Regions from separate parts of the Homo sapiens genome. Here region 1 is linked to region 2. Evidence: chromatin contacts called from ENCODE Hi-C or POLR2A ChIA-PET data. All regions are on one chromosome and are shown on one strand. Each heading gives the region's core, a stretch centred on a gene start or an enhancer-like site at or near the end of the contact. The rest is flanking DNA. Distances are from core to core; before and after follow the strand shown.

Region 1 (3,394 bases), core at 839-3,338, 2.2 Mb before region 2:
AAGGTCACTGAGGATCTAATAACATAATCTTACACCTCTAAATATTACTATTTTCAGATATGAACTCACTAATACACCAAATTCTTGAAAGGTAGCAACTAAGATCTTTCTTGGTTATTTTTATCCCACAGATCAAGTGAACAGAATCTAAGTAACCCTACCCTTTGGCTTATGTATCAGTTGATCGTGACAGTTTGCCAAATGAGTTGTTTAAATGTTGACTACATGGTCAAACAGGACAACCTAAATTAGCTGAAGAACGGCAGCACTTACCACCGAAATTTCGGGCAAAAAGGCTAACTAGGTGTGTTTGACTTAAGTATTCTTCCTTCTCTTTCCATTGCCCACAAACCGTTTCTAGTTCTCCCACCTAGGTTCCCTAAACTTTCTTCTTTTTAAAAGACTCCCCAATGGAAATCCAACAAAGGTGCAATTGATCAAAAAAGCATACCTCCTGGTAGTATTTACATTTAAAATCTGGAACAGGTTAAAGCGAACAAATCTCCAATTGGTAGAAAGTGTAAAAGTAATATCTGTGAAAGAGGAAATATTTCTCACTGCTCCTTTTCTCTTCATCAATCTAGCCCCAAAAGAACAGGAGTACTTTAAAAGGTATTCCCCGATTTTTCAAAAAATTGTTTTAAACAATCATGAAATACACAAAACAAAAAACCAGGATTGTCAGAGGTAAGAGGAGGTACTCCCATTTTCAATCACGCATGACTCACCTGAAGTTAGAAACAGTCATCATCTTTCCTACAAGTGAACAGCATGCATGCTTTATGGGAATAAGCTGAATATCCCATCTATGGCTCTTTTAAATTTTTCGACTAAATTTAATATGCTTAAATCATAAAGTGAACCTAATAAATATTAAAATAATGTAATTCAAACGATCTAAATTTCAGAATGAAGCAAGGTTAGTCCCAACTTAAATTCTAGATTCAAGCTAAAGTACTTGCACTATCTTTTCTCTTATACTACCACTTTCCGCCCAACTTGTATGTGTGTGTGTCTAAGGCTTCCCGCACCCAGCCTAAGTCAGGTTTCAGTTCTCCCAAACTTGCCTATTTCCCGTTCTAGTCACTCCAGAAACTTGGTAATGATTGGCTATTCTGATAAACCAATTAACGCTAATGTGTCAACGTCCTATTAAGCTACTCCTCCTAAATTACATCCTTGTATTTTACAAAGTCCTTCAAGACCTTAACCCAAATGGAACTTGCAAGAACGAAAAATTTTGGAGGTAACTGACCTTTTAAATCATAAGGTCTATCAACTACGTCCCCTACTCTTTCTTGTGTGTAGAGGCCTTCTAGGGTAACAAGACCGGAAGTTGGTACAGGTATTGTTGATACTGTAAAACAAAACAAAGCCAAAACCCCAAACCACCCCCAACACCTGGCAAAAAAACCAAACCAAGACAAAACAAAAAACTTCCAGCGAGTGTGGCACGCTCACCCTACCCCTAATCTCCTTAGTCCCCACTGGAAGAGAGCGAGATCACCAGGACCAGAGTCCTGGAGAAAGGTCGGGAGGCGGAGGAGCACTGGTTTCAGACCTGTGGGCCCCGGCTGCGCAGGTGGGGTCTGGAGCGAGGCGAGGGGACGCTGGCCCCGGTTACCTGCGGCGAAGTGCAGCGGGGTGGATTTCCTGCCCGCCGTGTCGCGGCTGTTCACCTTCTCAGGCGTCACCAGCCTCTTGACTCGTTCCACGTCCCCGTTGCGGCACGCCTCGAACAGCTCTCGGGCGGCCGGCTCCACGGCCTCGGCCGCGGCGCTCGCGCAGGCCGCTCCCCCGCCGGCGCAGCGGCGACCCGACATGATCCTGGCCGCCGCCACAGCCAGCAACAGCGCCAGCAACCGGAGCAGGAGCCCCGGCCCCGCGAGCAGGAGGGCGAGGCCCCCCGGAGAAGACGCGCTCAGGGCCCGGGCCGCTTGGCTCCCTGCTGTCACCGGATCCGGCGCAGTCCCATGGCCGCGCCCACGCGCGCCCCTCGCTGGGCTCCCTGCCCCCCGGCTGCCCCGCGGCGGCGGAGGCAGCGCGAATCCGCCGTCCGGGTCCTGAAACGACGCGGCGGCGGAAGCTGGCAAGGCCCCTCCTGCCAGCTCCGTCCAGCCCCGGGAGCGCACGTGACGTCGTCCCGCGCGTGCGCAGTGGCCGGGCACCGGCTGGGCAGGTTTCGGCTAGCGAGGCGGCGCGAAGGGTTTGTGGGAAATGTGAGGCGAGAGGCTTCGGCGGCGGGAGAAGGGGCTTCGTCCCACCGCCATCTTTGCGGTGGGTTCTGCTGAAGCCGAACGATCCTGCATATTGTGTTTTTTGTTGTTGTTGTTTTAAGCCCTGGGCTTTCCAGGCTGAACTTTCTCACTACCATTACACTGAAAAAGAGCCCTTGAAAGTTTTGCTCGGATCTTGCACATTCTTTTGGAAGTCTTACTGTGGAAATTGTCCGTGTTTTCAGCTTCCACATCCCTTTCTCCTGGGAGATTTCTTTTCCGTTTTTTTTACTTTGTCTCTTTTCTTTCCTCCGCAACTGCTTTGTTGTTGTTGTTGTTGTTTCTTGTAAACCACTTCTCAAAAGTGAACTAGTTGCCGTTTAATAGAAGTTTGGATGAACTGCCCCCAAAATAAAGGAAATCCGAACAGTCATGGAAGTTGACTCCAATTGGAGGGATGGCTCTGATCAATTACTCTTTCCACAGTAAGTTATTAGCTCAGGATTGATTAGAGGAACTTTTTGTAAATCAATATTGTACCTGACATGCCTAAAGTTTGGATACACTGAGCATACGCATCTCCAAGAAAGTTTTCTGAGTTATAATCTTTTTCTTTGACCAACAAACAAAAGAAAAGCATATAATTGATTTTCATGCTTAAGATACTGGTGTAGTTTTACACGATAATTCCCCACTACACCCCCTTGTCTTAAACTGAAAGAAAGGTATGCCTATACATACATTTTACTTACAGAAGATGATACATGTTGACCTTTGCCATTCTGAAAAGCATCCCCCCCCCAACCTCCTACCTTAACCTGTTTTTCAGGAAATCCAGTTTTTGTTGGGGAATGTTGACTCACTACAGTGCTAAAAGAGGATGTACACTTTTTTGAGCATTTTTATACATATGAAATTGAAGTTATGGTGCTTATCAATAACATGAACATGCATGAACGAACCTAGGACTAGAACACTACCAATATGATTGCGTTTATCATTTTTCTTCCCATAAATCTGCTATGGTGATCTATGATCAGTGATAAGTTGAAATCACTGTTGTAATTGTTTTGAGGCACCACAAACCACACCCATAGAAGACAGCAATCAATCAATAAATGTGTATGTTCTGACTGCCCCACTGACAGGCTACTCTGCCATCTCTCTCCCTCTCCTGG
Region 2 (3,533 bases), core at 475-2,974:
TGCTTTTTATAGCATGGAATTGCTCCTGTTTACTTGATCTCTTTCAGCACCGATTAATCCTGCCTACAGTTTTGTCCTTCACTGTCCTTACACTGTATTCCTAGGTTTCCTCCCTGCAAAAGACAACTCCATGAGACCACATGGTGTTTGAGTGTGTGTGCGTGCCAGCAAAGAAATTTCACTCCCCTCCCTCCCCAAGTCTGCCAACTTTTCTATAAATAATTGTTCTCCCTCCCCTCAGGCCTCTAAGTAGTTTGGTCACTTAACCAAACGCACAGGCACACACGCGCGCGCGCGTAAGCACACACTCACAAAGCGGGGAGGGTAACGTGAATGACCTTGCAAAGGTATCTTGCTCACTGGGGACAGGATTAGCAAACCTGACACCTCTGCAAATAATTGTCTTCCTCCCGTATTCCTCCTGAAACGGTTCGCTCCTTTCGCTGTCTCTCCCAGACCCATCTGGTTTTCACATCGCCATACAAAGCCCAACCCGCCCATCTCCTCTCTGCAAGCCCAGAGAACTTGATTCCCCATGTTGAAACTCGTCGGTGGCGGTGGCGGGCAGGACTGGGCATGCTCAGTGGCGGGGACCAGTCTGGGAGGCGAGGAAGCCGCGTTTGAAGTCGCGCGGCCTGGGGATCAGGGGAAGGCGGGCGGCGGGAGCCCCGGCTGGGGGTGCGCGGGGATCCCCGATTCCGCGCCCGGGGCTGGCGTGCTCCAGGCCGGCGCCGTGGGGCCGGCGCGCGGGGGGCAGGGCGCAGAGGAGGTGGGGGAGTCGGCAGGAGGAGGGGAGGAGCGCCGGGTTCGCCATCCCCAGGCGCCGGCTCTGCGGCTGCTGAATCGGAAGCCGCAGGGAGGATCCGGGGAAATAAAGACGCCGGAGAATGACCTCCAGCGAGGCCGCCTGAGCCGGGGCCCGCGCACAGCCCCGCCAGCCCCCGGCATGGGCGACCGCAGCGGGCAGCAGGAGCGCTCGGTCCCGCACTCTCCAGGGGCCCCCGTGGGCACCAGCGCCGCCGCTGTGAACGGGCTGCTGCACAACGGCTTCCATCCGCCGCCAGTCCAGCCGCCGCACGTCTGCAGCCGGGGTCCAGTGGGCGGCAGCGACGCGGCGCCCCAGCGCCTCCCGCTCCTGCCGGAGCTGCAGCCGCAGCCACTGCTCCCTCAGCATGACTCCCCGGCCAAGAAATGCCGGCTGCGGAGGAGGATGGACTCGGGGAGAAAGAACAGGCCGCGTAAGTCCCGCTGGGAGGGGAGCGCGGGCGCAAGGCAGACGCAGCGTGCGGGGCCCGGGACTGGGAGCGGCTGAGGCAGGCGCCGCAGCACGCCCCGTGCGCCCCCGCGTCTGCGGTCGAGGGACTGCACAGAGTAGGTTCCCGGGACTGATTCTTTTCCTAGGGGACATCAAGCACTACAGGTCTTTGCCTGAGCCTGCCCTTTGCTCGCTTCTATCAGTAGAACGAGGATTGGACACGAAGCTTGAGCGGGTCCCTAGGTCAAGGATATATAATAAGCGAACGCTCTGTCCGCCCTTCTAATTGGTGGCTGGGAAAACGCAGGTGTGTGAACATTTGCTGGGGTCCAGGAGTGAGGATAAAGTGGGCGGCACACCGAGGGTGCTCTCTCCTTTCTCACCCCTCTCGCTTCTCTGAGCGCGTCCTACTGGGGTTGCCTGCCCTTTGAATCACAGAGTAGCCAGCAGCGTCTCGGGTCTATTGGAGAGCGCAAGTCTGGAGGCGTGGAGTTTAACTACCCCCCAAAATCACAGCCTATTAGAAGCTGTTTCTTCACGGCCAATGAGAGGGTTTTTTGGGAGGGACACACCCACTGATACCATGTGGGCCGGAACTATGTGGACCAATGAGGATTGGAGGTGGATTTTTTTTTTCAACGAAGGGGGAGGTTGAGTTGAGGGTTTGTAATTGTAATGTACACCGGAGAAAGCCGAAGTGCATTATTTCACAATCTAAAGCTTGTATATATAATGGTAGTTTGTAAAGTGTACCTTCCCCACAGGACGCTGTGGGATGTAAATTTGTAGGTCGAGTTTACAGCTGGTTTTTCTTGACTGAAGCTCATTCAACTGGTTACTTCTTTGTGGGTGTCTTTAATGAAGCTTATAAATGGCAAAAAGCAAAGTAAGTACAGTAAATGCTAATAAATGACTGCATTTGCATAGAGGTTATGCTGTTCGATATAGGGAAATTGTTAAGTAGGTTTTGGATTTCTGTGAAAGTTTAATGTTTGGCAAATAACACCTTCACTTTTCCCTGTTTCTATGTCTTTTTGACTCTTAGCTTTTCTGTATTGGATTAAGGTTTCTAAGACCTTGGAAAGCCCTTTGACATGACTGTGGGTGACTCTGGTACTTGTATTTTGTGGGTTTGAAATGTTAAATTTGTAGGTTAAGATTTTGTGTGGAACTTTAAAGCCAAACAGCAGATTTGGCTACAGTTGTAAGGTGTAAGGTTGTAATCTAGCACCTGAATTTTTATTTGCTTTTGTTTTTGATACTTGTTAGAAAATGACTTTCATTAGTATTAATATTTTAAAAGTCAGGACTTAATATTGATTACCTGTGATTTATAAACCTGTTTCACTTATTTTGAAGCTATACTTCAGTTATTTCTCTTATCTACATTGACAGATTGTACTAGAGTTTGCAATGAAAATAGCTAAAATATAATGAAAGGGAGCTTCTAGCTTAATCTTCTATGTTTAATTGAGGATATAACACCTCTTGAAATAACTTCTGAGGAATTGAAAATACACCCTCTAGGAATATCTTGAAGACAGAGAAAAACTAACCTGAGCCTTAACTTGTGCTTGCAAACCCACAGAAATTATTTTAAAATACAAGAAAATGTAACTATCTGCCTGTGTGCTTTGTATCAGAAATTAAAGTGGTTTATGTTTCTTACAGAATAAAAATCCTAGTTGTTTTAAGTTTCATGACCACGATTGTTACTTATAATTTTTAAAAAACGGTTCGTCAAAATTGGATTTACATTATTTACCATGTTTTCTTCTCTCAGATTTGAACAATCATGTCTGAAATAAATTTTACATGTTCCTAGGAGTCACATCTGGCCTTTTCACTACCAAAATTTCTTAGTTAAAAATGGCTTAACTTAATATCTTTGTGCCTTGCCTATTGACATTCACATATCTTTATAAAAAGAATATTGTCCAATCAGTTGATATTTAGTTACTCTAAGAGGAATTAGGTACTCTAAGAGGAATATTTAGGTACTCTGTGAGTATTTACATACTCTAAGCTTATTCCTATTTGCTGATGACTGACAGATTTTACAGGAACGATTTTTGCAAAGAGTAGTTGTGTGCTTTAAACGCAAACTTTAGTGTGTGCTGGTGGCGAAGCATCAAGCTAGACACATAATTATTTCCTCCTGGTCAGTTACAACAGTTTGGCCTCTGTCCCAACAAGATGTGTGTTAAGATAGCCAGTGTTAACACTTGTAAATGCACCTGGAATGCATGTGTGGATAGGTGTGTTTCTATTTTGTAGT

Evidence for each region. Hi-C counts contacts between places; a loop is a spot of excess contacts on that map. ChIA-PET counts read pairs that join two places held with the same protein, here RNA polymerase II (POLR2A). Pooled maps may share reads with other maps.
Region 1: a pooled map shows a loop between it and region 2 (11-fold over the local background). The contact joins the promoter of TNKS2 here to the promoter of PANK1-AS1 in region 2. A Hi-C loop is called at or near these places in 1 of 37 single-sample maps with no recorded cell type and 10 of 50 pooled maps. POLR2A ChIA-PET finds 5 or more read pairs at or near these places in 1 of 52 experiments (H1).

The regions. Positions count from the first base shown.
Region 1 is chr10:91,797,120-91,800,513 of GRCh38, reverse strand. It overlaps TNKS2 (tankyrase 2), which reads right to left and starts at 2,088. Exons shown (of 27, transcript NM_025235.4): 1 at 1,625-2,088. The coding sequence starts at 1,823. TNKS2-DT (TNKS2 divergent transcript) reads left to right here and starts at 2,223. Exons shown (of 2, transcript NR_108071.1): 1 at 2,223-2,277. RefSeq lists a silencer at 1,720-2,129 and an enhancer at 2,210-2,379.
Region 2 is chr10:89,642,305-89,645,837 of GRCh38, reverse strand. PANK1-AS1 (PANK1 antisense RNA 1) reads right to left here and starts at 1,724. Exons shown (of 5, transcript NR_184344.1): 1 at 1,639-1,724. PANK1 (pantothenate kinase 1) reads left to right here and starts at 596. Exons shown (of 7, transcript NM_148977.3): 1 at 596-1,238. The coding sequence starts at 947. RefSeq lists silencers at 593-1,072, 1,773-1,822.